Linked DNA regions of Mus musculus: region 2 is linked to region 1. The links are chromatin contacts, found by POLR2A ChIA-PET in ENCODE. All regions are on one chromosome and are shown on one strand. The core of a region is the stretch at or near the end of the contact, and the rest is flanking DNA. Distances in the headings are between cores, read along the strand shown. Region 1 holds the start of B3gat3 (beta-1,3-glucuronyltransferase 3 (glucuronosyltransferase I)). Region 2 holds the start of Ahnak (AHNAK nucleoprotein (desmoyokin)).

Region 1 (7,908 bases), core at 3,260-5,759:
AATTTGTTGTTTTTTGATGCAGGGTCTCATGTAGCTAGGCTGGCTCAAACTCAAATGCTAATGATGGTCTTGAATTTCTGTCTCAGCCTCCCACTGCTGGGTATGCTACAACACCCTGAATGTTCAATTTTATTTGTTTTGTTTGTTTGTCTGGAGACAGGGTTTCTCTGTATAGCCCTGCCTGTCCTGGAACTCACTTTGTAGACCAGGCTGGCCTCGAACTCAGAAATCCTCCTGCCTCTGCTTCCCTAGTGCTGAGATTAAAGGCGTGCACCACCACGCCCGGCTGAATGTTCAATTTTATAGTTTATCAAATGAAATACTTTGTGGAGTATGAGGCCAGCTTTCTACATAGCAAGTTTCAAGAGATCCTGTGTCAAAAAAAGTAAATAAATAGGCCAGGCAGTTGTGGCGCATGCCTTTAATCCCAGCACTAAGAAGACAGAGGCAGATGTGGACCTCTAAGTTTGAGGCCACCCTGGTCTATATTGAGAGTCTCAGAACAGCCAGAGGGCTACACAGAGAAACCCTGTCACGGAAAACCAAAATAAATAGATAAATAAATAAATAAATAAACAAATAAATTGAAAAAAAAAAAAGGCTGGAAATGTAGCTCAATGATAACATGTTTGCCTAGCCAATATGCAGTTCAATCCCCAATAACAAACAAATAAAAAAATAGATAAATATTTTGTAACAGTTTTATTAGTTTTATTATTGGCTTTTTGAGACATTTTTCACACTGTAGCCCAGGTTAGCCTCAAACTCAGCAATTTTCAGGGCTTGGTTTGAGTGTTGATACTACAAGTATGCCATTATGTGTAGCTACACTATCATTCAGTGTTAGGGATTGAATCCAAAGCTTTGAACATGCTACACAAGCACTCTGCAACTAAGTTATACCCCCAGACAAAGATATAGTTCTGGAAAACTAGATAAGCTGGTCATGGTGGCACACTCCTTTAGTCCCAGCATTCAGGAAGCAGAATTAGACAGATCTTTGTGAGTATAGACCACTCACTGTGTAGACCATGTTCTACACAATAAGCTACCAGCCAGCCAGTATGAGACCTTACTTCAAATTTTAAAAAAAGAAGAGAAGAAAAGAAGAAAATGAAAAGAAAAAGAAAAGAGGAAAAACGAGAGCCTGAGAAATGGTTAAGAGACGTTGATGGTCTTGCAGAGGATCAGTGTTTGATTCCCAATACCCTTAGCATCACACAACAACCTGTAACTCTAGTTCAGGGGATTCGCATCTGCGCTTCTGCCTGTCTTCTAGCCCTTTTTGGTACCTGCACACTTTCAGTGCACATACATACCCTCAGGCAAAAACATACACTTAATTGAAGAAGTAAAGAAGTAAACAAAGTTACTAATTCTAATTTATTTTAACTAATTGGGCTTTTAGAGACAAAATCTTGGGCTGGTTTGTTGGTTATGCCTTTAATCCCAGATCTCGGAAGGCAGAGGCAGAGAGGTGTTCAAGGCCAGCCATGGCTACACAGTGCAACCTTGCATCAAAAAATAAAAATAACAACAGAATCTCATTTTGTAGCCTAGGTTGGCCTCAAAAATCATACCAATCCCTCTGTCTCAGGCCCCTCAGTACTGGGGATTACCAGGCATGCGTCAGCATGTCATGACTGGCGCAATACAATTTATCAAGTAAAACACTTTAGGAAATGACTTGAGTCTCACGTTTACTTAGGAATCAAGCTGGATTAGGAAACTGGGCACAGTAGTGAGCACACACCTTTAATCCTGTCATTTGGGAGACACAAGCAGGGGAATCAGTCTAGTCTACAGAGTGAATTCCAGGACAACCAGAGCTACACAGAAAAACCTTCTCTTGAAAACCTAAATAAATAAATAAATAAATAAATAAATAATAAAAATTAAAAATGAAACCCTACAGGCCAGGTTCTTTTCTTTCTGTGGTAAGGCTCCCAGAGAGGAGTTTTAGAGGAAATCCCAGTCATTCTCCAAATGAGAACATTATTTGTTTCTTCATTTTGAGAGAGGATCTCCCTGTGAAGCTCTGGCTAGCCTGGAACTGACTACCTAGACCATAGACCAAGCTGGCCTAAAACTCTAGAGGAGATCCTCCAGCCATTGTTTCCTAAATGCTGGGATTAAAGATGCACACAATCTCTGCCCAGCTATGCACCGGGAGTGAGTGGTTTGCCTCTTTTGGGTTTCCTCGTGGTTAACATCAGTTTGATGCTCAAGGAGCTGCTGGTGGTGTAAGTTAATGAGTCCAGGAAGGTATGCTGAAGACATGGTGACAGAAGGGCTTTTTGGCTGCTGGTCCCAAACCACACTTCAAAATGGGTTTTCTCAGTATTAAACAAGATTTTGACTCTAAAAAAGAAAGAGAGAGAGAGAGAGAGAGAGAGAGAGAGAAGGAAGAGGAAGAGGAGGAGGGGGAAGAGGAGGAGGAAGAGGAAGAGGAAGAAGAGGAGGAGAAAGAGGAGGAGGAGGGAAGGAAGGAAAGAAGGAAGGAAGGAAGGATTTGACTAAACCTGCTTAGCCCTGTTTTCTAAATTTAATCAGAAATTTTTGGGGTTTTGTTTGTTTGTTGGTTTTGTTGTTGAGTATTTGTGTGTGTGTGTTAGCTTTGAGACAGTCTAACCAAAAGATTCCTAAGAAGAGTTCATTCAATGGCAAGCTCAAATTTTCTTTCACACTTAATTGTCGTTAAAGTTTTGCAATAACTCGGTAATCTACTTCCTAATACTCCTTTGTCTATTTTTAAAGGAAAAAGACATTTTCCCACAAACCTGACTAAAGATGCGGATCACTTTTCATAACATTTGGCAAGCTCTAGTTTAAGCATCACCCCATACTTCAGTGCCTCCCCAGATTCATCATTAACCCTCTTCCTGTTCAATACAGAGCTCCTGAGTGTACCAGAGCCGTACCTGGCGTAGGTGGGGGTAATGACATAGATAGTAGGCAGGGCCTCAGGTTCAGGGGGCTGGGCTGGGACAGGGGGTGGGCGACGGAGATCAGCTTGCAACTGGGATATCCTCAGGTCCTTCTGCCGAAGCTGCTCAGCTGCAGCTCGAAGCGGAGGGAGGCAGTCGCAAGGCTGGCCTGGTACCAGGAAGCACCAACAGGGTGAGCAAGTTGTGACAGAGAACCACAGGATAGTAAGTAGTTCAAAAACCCAGGCCAATTCTTTTTAATTCCTAGCCAATACAGAAATTCCCTTGTAACTTGCTTTTTTTTTTTTTTTTAGAATGGTGTCAGAGACTCTTCACCTTTCACTGTTACTGTGTTACTGTTTTAAGGTAGGTCTTGCTATAATGGCTCCAAGCTGACTGACCTCAGACCTTTAACCCACTGACCTGTTTCCCAAACGGTGTGCCACAACATTCAACTCTTCAATTTTAACCAGTTCCATCTGTCACTCTATTTTTCTTTGCTGGGGCTCCAACCCAGGGCCTTACACTTGTGAGTGTTCTACCACTGTGCTACACCCTCAGCCCTGCCACTATTTTCACTAGTACATTTCGACGATTATCTGTCAGCCTTTCTGTCCTTTCTACCTTCTGATCCTAATTTTACCTTCCACACATAAGGAATATAACAGTCTGAACTAGAGGCTCTCCTGTAATGGCACTACCTGAAAAGCGTTTACCAAGCTCCCACATAAAAGGCTGGATTCAAGGCGCTCCGTGGTCACGTGACCACTGACTTGTCAGTAAGTTCACAGATTCCATTACACGACAAATATTTATTGAATAAAAGGGGGGGGCAGTCCCTACTCCCTAGCTACTTTAGTGGAAGAGGTAGACACTAATAAAGTCATTACAAATTGTGATATGGGCCACTTAGAAAATTAAAAGAGATCAAGACTAATAAGGGTTACTTGAGCTAAGGTGGTCAGGGAAGTCCTGATGTGACATCTGGCCTAAAACCAGGATGAGAAATAGATGGCCTGGAGGTGGGGAGAGCACAGCTGGTCAAAAGCTGGAGGGGACAATGAACCAGGGGGTTCTCAAAAACCTATCAGCAAGCCGGTCTGAGAGGCAGAGCAAGGGGAGGGTGGAAAATAGGTTGCTTGGCGGCGGCGGGGTCATTTGGGGCTTGACCGGTATCCGCGGAGTTGCAGACTGCCGAGAGTTCTACACAAGGGGTCACCGAGGGCTGTCCCGAGGGCTGAGCGAGCGGGAAGCCGCTGTCTGCGGGTCTCATCCCCAGCGCCTTGGGCCGGCCCTCCGCACACCGCCCCGCCCCGCCCCGCTCACCGAGCTGCACCAGAGCGTAGAGGAGGCCGGCGATCGACACCAGGAAGTAGGCAAGAAACACGTTCTTCAGCTTCAGCTTCATGGCCGGTGCCACCGGGGCAGGCGGGGTCCACCGGGACCGGCAGGGACAGGTCCGCCCGGCCCTCCGCCCTCCCGCCGGCCCCGCCCCGGCCGCCCGGGCCGCGCCCCGCCTTCCCCAGGCTCCCTTACTAGTTCCCGGGAACGCGGGACTCTGAGCGACACCTGGGACCACTTCCGGCTAGTGGCGTCCCTCCCACAGGCAGCTTCCGGTCCCGCCTCCTGGTAGGCCATTCAGGGCGTTGACGCTATATCCGCTGGGTCAAGCGGTCGTGGCAGGCTGACCAAGAGCTTGTGTGGCCTAGCTCTATAATCATCTTGAAGCTCCCAATTGAGCACAAGCTCCACCCTTGTCACTGAGTTTTCTAGACTCACTCAACCATCCTTCAGCCTCAGCATTGGCTGCTTAAAGAAACGGTTGTTCATTACTTGTTCAACCAATGAGTGAAATCTAAAACGCACCAGGTGCTTGGCTAGGTCGTTTCCAGTGATTCTCAATCTTCCTAATACTGGGACCCTCTAATACAGTTCCTCATGATTTGGCATCCTCCCCATCATAAAATTCATTTTGTTGCTACTTCAAAACTGTAATTTTGCCGTTAGGAGTTGTGATGTAAATGTTTTCTAATGGCATTCCTGCTGGTCCCTCCTGCTTTGTGCTGATTGTCCTGGTTGTCTGTTAGGTTGTGCCACCGCTGCTTCGTGTTCGCTATCCCTACTCTACCGAACTGAACTGCTGATAGATTCATGAAATGTCTGAGTGGATCAAGCTGCCACTGCTAGCCTGTGAAGTGAACTGCAGATTTCCAGACAACAGACAAAAGCTACTCCAAAGAATCTTTCTAAACATGTCCACATCCCCCGTATCTTTCATTTTCCACAACCTCTGGTGGGTGGTGGACTACAAGGGAGGTTAAAGTGTTTAAGAATCATCATTAAAAATAGGATTTGAAAACAGTTACACATGTTCGTGAGGACCAGAGGACTTTGGAGTTTTAGCCTTGGGACCTCAGGTTTGGTGCTCTAACTGTTGAACCATCTCATCAGCCTTCCAATTTTAGGCCAAAATTATGTCATTACCATGGGACAATTTTTAAAAGTTCCTTCTAGATTTTCCGCTCCACGAGCTGTAGTTTCTTCAGGGTCACCTCTCTTCAGCAAGTGACTACAGAGCTAAAAGTGGGTACCAAGTCTACACTACAACAATGATACTTTATTCACGGATATGTAACAATTTACATATTTAGTCCAGGAAGTAGCTTGTCTAATATGCAGTTTTTCTTTGTCCCACCCCTACCCCCAAACCCCCATCCCCGCCCAAAACAAGGTTTCAGTTTCTCTATTTAACCACCCTGACTGTTCTGGAACTCACTTTGCTAGCTAGGCAAACTCAAGAGATCTGTCTACCTCTGCTGGGATTTAAGGGGCATACACCACCACTGGCCAGCATGTGCACTAGTTTCTATCACCAAAAAAACCTGGGGTAGTGGTACATGTCCGCAATTCCTGGACAACATTGAAAGTGGAGGTAAACTCCACTATATCTCAAGATGGTCAGCATGGCAATGGTGGCACACGCCTTTAATCTCAGCACTTGGGAGGCAGAGGCAGGTAGATTTCAGAGTTCTAGCTTGGTCTACAGAGTGAGTTCCAGGACAGCCAGAGCTATACAGAGAAACCCTGTCTCAAAAAAGAAAGAAAGGAAGAAAGGAAGAAAGGAAGAAAGGAAGAAAGGAAGAAAGGAAGAAAGGAAGAAAGGAAGAAAGGAAGAAAGGAAGAAAGAAAGAAAGAAAGAAAGAAAGAAAGAAAGAAAGAAAGAAAGAAAGAAAGAAAGAAAGGAAGAAAGGGAAAGGGAGAAAAGAAATATAGTCAGCCTAGGCTACCTGGAACCCTGTCCTATTACACAAACTGTTTCTCTTTGCTGAACAATAAATAGTTTCAACATATATTCAATAAAAAAAAACTCACAAAAGAAAATACTATGTTCCTACCAGTAACTATGTTTCTGTTTCAATGTTACATCATAATAAAAACATTTAAAACTCCTTTCATTTAGCTCTGTAAAAACCATTTAGGAATTATCTAGTCACCCTATCATACAAAACAAAATTTCAGAACTTTTTTTCCTGTAACCAAGTATCCACTACTTGTCCTTTCTCCAATCTTCCCAACAATAGTTTTGAGACTTAGTCCAGAATAGCCTTCAACTTAAAAGTCTCAGGATCTCAGGATGTCCTTGAACTATTCCACCATTCCCAGAAAGGTTTTTTGTTTTTGTTTTTGTTTTTTTTTTTAATCCTTATCTGAAAGGGTCTGTGGTCTAGAATGGCTTTGGACTCCCAACTCAGGCAATCTATCAGACTCCAGCTCTTTGCTAGCAAGTTCAACATAACAATGGGAGGATTTTTTAAATGCTGATATAGGGCATGACCATAGGTCAAATTCCCAGCATTGCAAACCAATTTTTTTTTCTTTTTTTGTTTTTTTCACGACAGGGTTTCTCTGTATAGCCCTGGCTGTCCTGGAACTCACTTTGTAGACCAGGCTGGCCTCAAACTCAGAAATCCACCTGCCTCTGCCTCCCGAGTGCTGGGATTAAAGGCCTGTGCCACCACACCCGGCTTGCGAAGCAATTTTTAAAAGCTGAGTATGGTAATGCTATCTATTATACCAGCACTTGGGAGGCTGTGGCTAAAGGATCAGGTGCTCAAAGCCAGTGGGCTACATGTCAAAATCCCGTCTTAGGTTGGGCTCAGTGGCATAAGCCTTTAATCCCAGCTCTAAGGGAGGCAGGAAGAGCTTTTGACTTCCAGGCCAGTCAAAGCTATATGGTGAGACCCTAAATCAAAAGGTAAATTTAAAAAATACTGTTGGGCTGGAGAGATGGCTCAGTGGTTAGGAGGCAGAGGCAGGCGGATTTCTGAGTTTGAGGCCAGCCTGGTCTACAAAGTGAGTTCCAGGACAGCCAGGGTTATACAGAGAAACCCTGTCTCGAAAAACCAAAAAAAAAAAAAAAAGATCGCTCTTACAAAGGTCCTAAGTTCAAATCCCAGCAACCACATGGTGGCTCACAACCATCCATAATGAGATTTGACGCCCTCTTCTGTTGTCTGAAGACAGCTACAGTGCTTACATATAATAATAAATAAATCTGTTAAAAAAAAAAAAAGTGCTATTAACTAAAAATAGCCTTCTGATGAAAACATTTGACCCTGTATGTATTTCCAAAAGACGCCCATTAGCGCTGATCACTACTTATTATGTCCACTTTAAAATATGACAGTTGCTGTGAATATGTGTACAGGCCAGAGGTTAATAAATATCTTGAGTGTTCTTCAGGCACCATCCTTATTCTTTTGTTTTGTTTTGAAACTGGATCTCTCACTGGACTAGAACTTACCAAGTAGGCTAGGCAAGCTGGCCAGAGCCCCAAGGATCCAACTGTCTCTGCCTCCCAAGAATTAGGCTTACAGCCTGGCGGTGGTGGCGCACACCTTTAATCCCAGCACTCGGGAGGCAGAGGCAGGTGGATTTCTGAGTTCTAGGCCAGCCTGGTCTACAAAGTGAGTTCCAGGAC
Region 2 (7,908 bases), core at 3,368-5,867, 69 kb before region 1:
TATCTAAACTTTTAGGCAAATGAGGCTACTTAAGTAGAGGATGGGACAGGGAACTTTCCACTTATGGGAGGGAAAGATCAAAGAGAATTAATTAAACCAACAAGACCCAGATGACCTGGATATTGGAGGGATATTCAGAGAAAGACATAAGGGGGAAACACACACACACACACACACACACTACACACGTGCAGAAGCTCACAGAGACCCTTGTCAATTCCATCTCCCACCTTTCCCAGCGTAGGCAGTCCTCTTGGTAAGCTTTATGGCTCACAGCGGGTATCTGCCACCTGTCCACCTGGTACTCAGATCCCAGGGTGTGCACCTTCCACTGTGTCTGTCCTTCGAGCGTCAGCCATGCCACCACAACTACCAGAAGGACGTTTCACCAGCCTCCTTTAGCATCCCCCTCCCCAGCATGCTGGGTTTTGCTCATTGACTTCTAGGACAGCCATAATCAGGACCATAACTGCTTCTTGGTTTCCAACTCCTTCTCTCGACTCGGGCCACACACGTTTCCCCACAACTCTTTAGAACAAGTGGCAAGCCCTAAAGCTCTAAATTCTCACTTCCAGCAGGAAGGGAGAGTCCCTCTCCCTCCCCTAGCTAAGGGGCCCTCCACCTCTCCTAGTGACAGAGACTGAAGACAGCATTGTATTACCCAGTGGAAACTTCCCCATCAGGGCACAACACCAAGGAAAAATTGGCCTTAGACAGAACTTCTGAGATTAAAACACCAACTCTAAGGGCAGTGTCCTATGGTTGGGGAACCTGAGGGAGAAGTTTGTTGTTGCCTTGTGGGGTAGATTACAGTTTAGACTATACCCTGTGCCCCACCCAGCTCCCTAGTAAGTGCTGCATGTTCGCCCCCCAGTGGTCAAGCCATGTAGCAAAAAGACTCAGAGCCAGGTCTTCAAATGATGGCTGCAATGCTCCCTCCCACTCCCAGCCTAGCCAGGACACGTAGCCAGGATCAGCTCCAGGCACTTCCCCTTCCCCCAGAACCTCCGCTCCAGGCCCCAGGGACCAGGCAGGATGCCGCTCCCTGACAGGCCGTATGCAATGCTTTGCCCAGCTCAACCTCCATGTGTGGGGACTATACTCCCAAGACTGCCCTATCCTCCTTGAGGGCCTCTAGGTCATGGCCTGGACCTGTGCAGGACAAAGGAGCTCACTTGAGTCCATAAGTGCAGTCTCCATACACTGACATGGAACTTGTACCCCAGAGTAGTCAATCAGTCACTGCCTCTGCCCTCCAAGTCCCGGGAGGATAACAGAGGTGACATATCCAGGTTTACCACAGTGTGAGGACCCCATGAACAGGACATCCTCTCACAGGCAATAACACCAACTTCACTGAAAGTGAACAATGACTCCTGTAATGCAAACAGTGACGGGCCCAAGACCAATTATTTGAGCTTTAGCACCAACGGAAACTGGGGCTAGGAAAGAGAAAGGGGGAGCTTCGTCAAAGTACACAGACATTTCCGCAGAAACATTGCCACAACAACCCCCGTTCGGACACTTTTTGGACACACTCAGACATGGACGATACTATGATCAAGAAGGCTTTGGAAGCCGGCCAGATGATCCAATGGTCAACTCAAGGAATTGCAAGTTCCTGGGAGCCCTGGCTGAAGCCTGAAGGGGCCCAGGTGTATTGCACATTCTAAATTGGCAGCCACCTCCCTTCCTCTAACCCAAGTGAATATAAGCACGTGGTCAGCCCAGCCCCAAGGAGAGAAACTTGGGGGTGTCCAGGCAAAGATCCCTTCAGAAGTCGGACTAGCTCTCCCAGTTTGCTTCTCTTGTCTGTCTCCAGGCAGTTCCCAAGTTCTGAAAAAGGTAGTGACCACACCCCAGTGCCCAACACATCCTCCACTCCCACAGCTTTACCCCAACCCCTCAAACCAGCTCCTCAGGCTCAGAGTGGTGTGCTCTGCCAGAACCCGACAGACAGTTCCAAGTGGAGCGTAAGGCCTGTAGGGCTCTGAACCTCTAAGCAGAGCCTCTCTAGGCCTGAAGTGAGCTCCCCGGTCTACTCTTTCTCTCTCTTGTCCTTTTCTGGACTTGGAGCTGTGGAGTGCTAGGCCAAGACCCTCAGGGTATCACTGCTGACTTCCAAACCATTAGCACTAAGTCTTGGATGACTCACGTGCCTGTCTCTCTGAATGTCCTGGTTCTCTTCACAATGTCCCTTTGCATAATCTCTTAGGGACAAGAGCTTTAGAAAGGAGTTCAGACATCTTCCAGATGTCATCCCTACGCCCCCCTCCAGTCCTTTACTAGATCAGCTCCCTTGTTCCCAGTTCCTTTCCCACACTCCCCTTGCCCCATAACTCAGCTCAGGCCGAGGAAGTGGCCCTTAAATGAGGGGTTCCCTTCTACTGCACAATCTGCACACTCTACAGACCAGATACAGGCCTGCCCTCCCCCACACCCCCATAGTTTTTCAAGAAAAGGAAGCTACTAGTTCATTCAGCTTGGGAAAAGGAAAAGAGACCCACCCTACCCCCAGAGACTTCCCTAATAGGGCAGGACCAAAACAGTTCTACTCACCTAAGCCATTCTCAGTGTGGGGAGAGGCCCTAAACATTGCCCACATTGCCCATAGCATCTTCCTGTGTGCCCTCCCCTCTCCCAGTCACCTATGAGGACAGTATCATTGATATGAGGACATGAATCATTGGATCTTGTGAATTCATCCCATCTAGTATACGTTAGGTACAGTAAGATGGTTCCTGCCATTGCTAAAGTTTAAGGGCAAACTGTTTCAAAACCATTTGTTGGGAGTCCTTTTTCTCCTGGGAATTCCAGGTCACTTTCCAAGGATCCCCCACCCCCATCCCCCCAACTACCTCCAGAAGCTTTTCTGCAAATCCCCTCCACAGAACAGGGACATTGAGACAAGTACCCCTGGACACGTGTGTCCTCAGAGACAGCCTAGGGCCACACCCTGCCAAACCAGGGTGCCAACCCAGACATCATGCGCACAATCTTCTGTGGTCACATTGTGCAGAAGTGACAATAGAGTGAGCAGGCAAGCACACACACACACACACACACACACACACACACACACACACACATACCAGGGACACTACGTTGTCAAGGCTCCACTCCATTTGACTTGTAGGATATCCCCGGGTCACCCCAAGAGTCTTCAGTGCTCATCGCCATGTACAGCTAGCCCTGATGTCAACCCAACGCCACCAAGGTTCTGCGTCCCCCAAATCTGCCTCGGCACTGAAAGGGGCTCCAGCCAGAGGAGGCCCAGGCTCCCGCACACTGCACATCCCCTCCCTGCATGGGAAAGCCTTACATAACACAGCTCTCTGCACACACCCTAAGCATGTTGCCTTTCCAACCCCACAGTAGGATCTTGCCCCCCGCCCTCTCCGCTGGCGCGCACTGCAAAAGTGAAGGGTTCCAAAGGAGAGCAGGGAAGTCCTTCACCTACGCCCTGCGCTCCGGCCCCCACCGCCTACACACGGCCTCTTTCCCCCTCCGCTTTGCCCCTCACCCCCACCCCCACCCCCGAATTCTGGTTTGAATTAGTCACCGGCTCCAACCACTACATTCCTCAGGCTGCTGGAATCCAGCCAGGCGCTGGGGCGGGGGCCATCCCGCCCGGACGAGTTTGGGAGTGGGGTGGGGTGGGGAGAAAGCACCGCCCCTAGAAGGAGCAAGGGAGGTTCTGGGGACTGTGTCGATTGCACAGCCCCCTCCCCGCCCACCCAGCGCAGGAATCTCCCTAATTATGTCCCCCACCCCCCCTCCCACTCCCACCCATCCCACAGGGAGGCACGCTGCAAACTTCCAGGCTCCGACGCCCTGGAGAAAGAAGGGAGTTTTCTGGATCTGGAAACACAGAGGGGCAAGACTAGGGCGGGGCAGTTGAAGGGGAGCTGTTAAAGTCGCCGCTAGGAGCCAGAAAGGGAGAGGCTGGTGGTACAGAGCAGGGTGGGGCCGAGGGGAATCCGGACGCGAAGTTCGAGATGGAGGTGTGGGGAGCCGCGAAAGACAGCAGAGGGGGCACGCGGTGCAGGGGCGCGGGAGGGGCGATGGGGCTCTTGGAAACTTCTCCAGTAAACATGGTATAGGAACCAAGTAGCGCTCTGAGCCGCCGCCCCAAAGAGATGGAATCGGTCAGGGACCACCAGATCAGGAACGCCCTGCACTGCAGTTGGAACGACAATACATCCGCGGGAAAAAACTAAAAGCGCAGCAAAGCACACTTCGAAGCGATTTTCTAACTTAGTTAAACTTGGCCCCAACTCCGGAGAAAGAGCTTTACTCCCGAAGCGTGACGCGTCGCCTGCCCCGGCGGCCGCAAGCGGCCAGGTTTGCTCCCAACAGTCGGAACCCTCGTAGTGACACTACCGCAAATGCACCTTGTCCGAGTCCCTCTCTCCCCTGGTCGCCCGAACCCTGGCCCCACACCTTACCGCCCAGCGCTCCGCTTCCCTACCTGCGGGCTCAGCCCCAGGACGCAGCCATAGCCGGCGAAGGGCCCGAGGTCGCAGTGCTGACTGCTGGCGACGGCGAGCCCCAGTCGGGGCGGGTCTGGCAGGGCGGACAGTGCAGTCCCCGCGGCAGAGCTGCTCCAAGTGGCCGGGCCCCCGTGCGCGGAGGCGGCTCTTGTAACTCGGGCGGGTCTGCCCGGAGCTGTGGGGAGAGGGCGGGGCCGGGCGGGGCCCGAATAGGGCAAGGACCCGAGAGCACGACTAACACTGAAGCCACCCTGGAATGGGCCGGTGAAGGGAGAAGGTTGAGGGGGCTCAGGGACGAGGAGGCGTCGCCTTTTCCCCTCCCCTATCCCATCTATTGCTCCTGTCCCGGCTCTGGATCTTCCCACCCCATTTTAAACAGTGTGTGTGTGTTCACCGGCAAGAAATTCCTGGAAGCACGCAGGGGCACAGATTCACAGTCGGAATCCAGAGTCAACCTAGTCTGCAGAAGAGCCAAGAAGCTCAGATGATTCAACCTCGACCTCCAGCCTCCACACAGACCTTTGAGCTTTCTCTCAAGCTCAGATACATTAATCCCAGGCCCCAGCCTCCTCTCCCAGTTCCCAGGCTTCTTGCAGCCTCGCCCCGTTCCTCGCCTTCAGGCTCTCTCCTCTTCTACAAAACACACTGACTCTAAGACTTAGATCCGACCCCTAGGAATGGAGTCACCTATGCACCACACCACGGTGCTGTTCTTCATTGCAGCGACACCAGTCAGGCCTGCAGCTGTTGGACGCACCATGGAACAACTCACTCTCTCCTGTAAACTCTGTCCCCCATGCCTTTTGGGTATTTTATTTGGGGGAGGGAGCACAGACTGTGTAGCCCGGCCATCACAGAACTGGCTAGAACTGACAGCCTTACAGATTCCCCTGCCTCTGCCACCCTGGGACTAAAGGCATGAACCACTATGCCCCAGTAAGCTTGAGGAACCCAAGATCCAGCACTTTCTTTGCATTCCCAGGCCTTCTGCGCCTCTCACAGCTCCTCCCCCATATTTCCATTTGCAAGTTGCTCCGCTCCCCAATTTACAGCCATTTCCCACAGCCACTTCTAACTCTATGTGGATTTTATTAAATGCTTAATGATGGGGTTGCAGAGATGTTCTGGCTGCATCCCCCCTCCGCACCTCCCTTTTTCTCCTTCCCTATTGAGTTCTACCCTCTCTGGCAGGTGGCTACCCAGCTGCCCACTCCAGTTTCCCTTCCTTCCCAAATGCCCCAAGAGGCCTCAAGCTGGAGAACTGAGACCTTGGCCTGAGGCAGGAGCACCTTCGCTCCAAGATCATGAGTGGGCTGGGGCTGAGACCAGCCCTGCCCTGTCCTCTGAAATGGCAAACATGTTTGCAGGCTAAAAATATCAGCCAAGTCTGCTGCCAGCCCTGGGGGCTGTGTCCAGGTCCAGTTACCACACAGGGTACAGGCGATGGGGGGAGGGAGACAACAGAAGGGAGTGACAGAGAACAGACACAGATGTAATGGACACACCAGGGTGGAGAGAAATGTAGGTAGAAATTCAGACAGGCATGGACATGTAAAGACAGGCAAAGCAGAGACTTGGCTACTAACATTCCTCTCTCTCTCTCTCTCTCTCTCTCTCTCTCTTTCTCTGCCCCTCCTCAAACCCACTAGACATCACAAACACACTGTCAATTGGCTTAACAGCCCCCCCCCTCCAAATCTACTCCCTTCCCAGCACACTCCCTACGGTGAACTCAGTAAGTTCCAGGCCACCCAGAGATACCAAGTGAGGATCAGGCCAAAACACATTTCAAAAAATAAAACTCAAGAGCCAGTCATGTTTTTTTTTTCCTTTTACTTAGTGTGCATGATCATGTGGAGGCCATGGGACTTGTGAGGGTCTCTTCTCTCTTTCCACTGGGATCAAAGAGGTCATGAGGTTTGGTGGCAACTACCTGAACAAGTCATCCCCTAGCCCACAGTCCTGATTTACTGAACCAGGGTCTTACAGTGTAACCCAGGCTGTTCTGGAATTCACGATATAGGTTTGGTTGTCCTCAAATGACAACAATTCTGCCTTAGCCTCTCAAATGCTGAGATTACAAGTCTTCACCATATCAAGACATTTTATTTCACGGGGCATGGTGGCGCACGCCTTTAATCTCAGAACTGGGGAGGCAGAGGCAGGCAGATTTCTGAGTTCAAGGCCAGCCTGGTCTACAGAGTGAGTTCCAGGACAGCCAGGACTATACAGAGAAACCATCTCGAAAAAAAAAAAAAAAAAAAGAGGACATTTTATTTTATTCATTTTAGATGGGTACTCATACACTTATTGAGCCAGAAATGGTGATACATACCTTTAATCTCAGCACTCAAGAGGCAATGATTGGCAAACTTTGAATTTGAGGCCAGCCTGGGCTACATAGTAAGACCCTGTCTACACATAAATAGCGTTTATTTCACCTCTTAAATATAGACCAAGAATAAAATGAAGTACTCTGCAATCCTACTAGCTAGGTAATCCCTGTTGACATTAAATCAATGCCTCCGTAATGGGTCAGGGCATTTGGTAGGTGTTTTGTATGAGTAATAGGAATTTCTCTTATGTGAAAAATGAACACTGTACAATTGAGCTTCATCCCGGTCCTTGAAATTTAAGCACTATAGAGAGGCAGAACCATAAAAAGCAAACTTCTGCCTAGTGTGGTTATCACTCTGAGGCTGTCTGACCGAGACACCTAGGAGTCAGGGTCATCTGTGACCTTGGCTACATAAGAGTTTAAAGTAAGCCTGGACTACATAATGCCTTGTCTCAAAAAAATGTAAATTTCTCCCTTTTTCTCTACCCACTCTCCCCCCAAAAGTCACCAGTTAATCAATTACCAACAGAGTAGGTGGCAGAGGCAAGAGGCTCTCTAAGTTTGAGGACAGCCTGGTCTACAGAGTGAGTCCGGGACAGCTGATGCTAACACAGAGAAACTTTGTGTGTGGGGTGTGGGAACTTTGTGCATGGGGTGGGGGATGGGGTCTTCATTTTATTTTTTGAAAGAACAAGTTTCCTGATGCATGTTCAAGTGGAAATTGATTTATTCCTAGGCTTTCAGGAAGGTGACTATGATGTGATGCAAGCCCAAAGACACAGGGTATCTGCAAGGTGCATTCCAGGCAGGAGTGTTAGAGGAAGGAGGCTGGCACAGGAGAGTAAGAAGGAAATGAAGAGATGCGGGCACCAGGCACCTCAACTTTGCCGCACTCTGCATCTCCAAGAGGGACAGCTTCCTGGGCTCTGAGCCAATTGTATCTGCCCCAGTGTTTGTTCTGGCCACCCTCTTGGTCAACAGGGAAGAAGGCAGGAGGACATGGCTGGCTTTTGGAGCTACAGAACAGGGATTTCTGTCCAGACGCTTCATTCAGGGTTAAGGATGTCAAGATTGCCT

Evidence for each region. ChIA-PET counts read pairs that join two places held with the same protein, here RNA polymerase II (POLR2A).
Region 2: POLR2A ChIA-PET joins it to region 1 with 13 read pairs in Patski. The contact joins the promoter of Ahnak here to the promoter of B3gat3 in region 1. POLR2A ChIA-PET finds 5 or more read pairs at or near these places in 4 of 5 experiments (Patski and embryonic stem cell).

Annotation. Positions count from the first base shown.
Region 1 is chr19:8,916,994-8,924,901 of GRCm38, reverse strand. B3gat3 (beta-1,3-glucuronyltransferase 3 (glucuronosyltransferase I)) reads right to left here and starts at 4,509. Exons shown (of 5, transcript NM_024256.2): 1 at 4,254-4,509; 2 at 2,922-3,096. The coding sequence starts at 4,335. It overlaps Gm36629 (a long non-coding RNA gene), which reads left to right and starts at 3,060. Exons shown (of 3, transcript XR_003952913.1): 1 at 3,060-3,152; 2 at 3,242-3,293; 3 at 3,585-6,303.
Region 2 is chr19:8,985,993-8,993,900 of GRCm38, reverse strand. Ahnak (AHNAK nucleoprotein (desmoyokin)) reads right to left here and starts at 4,617. Exons shown (of 5, transcript NM_009643.2): 1 at 4,472-4,617.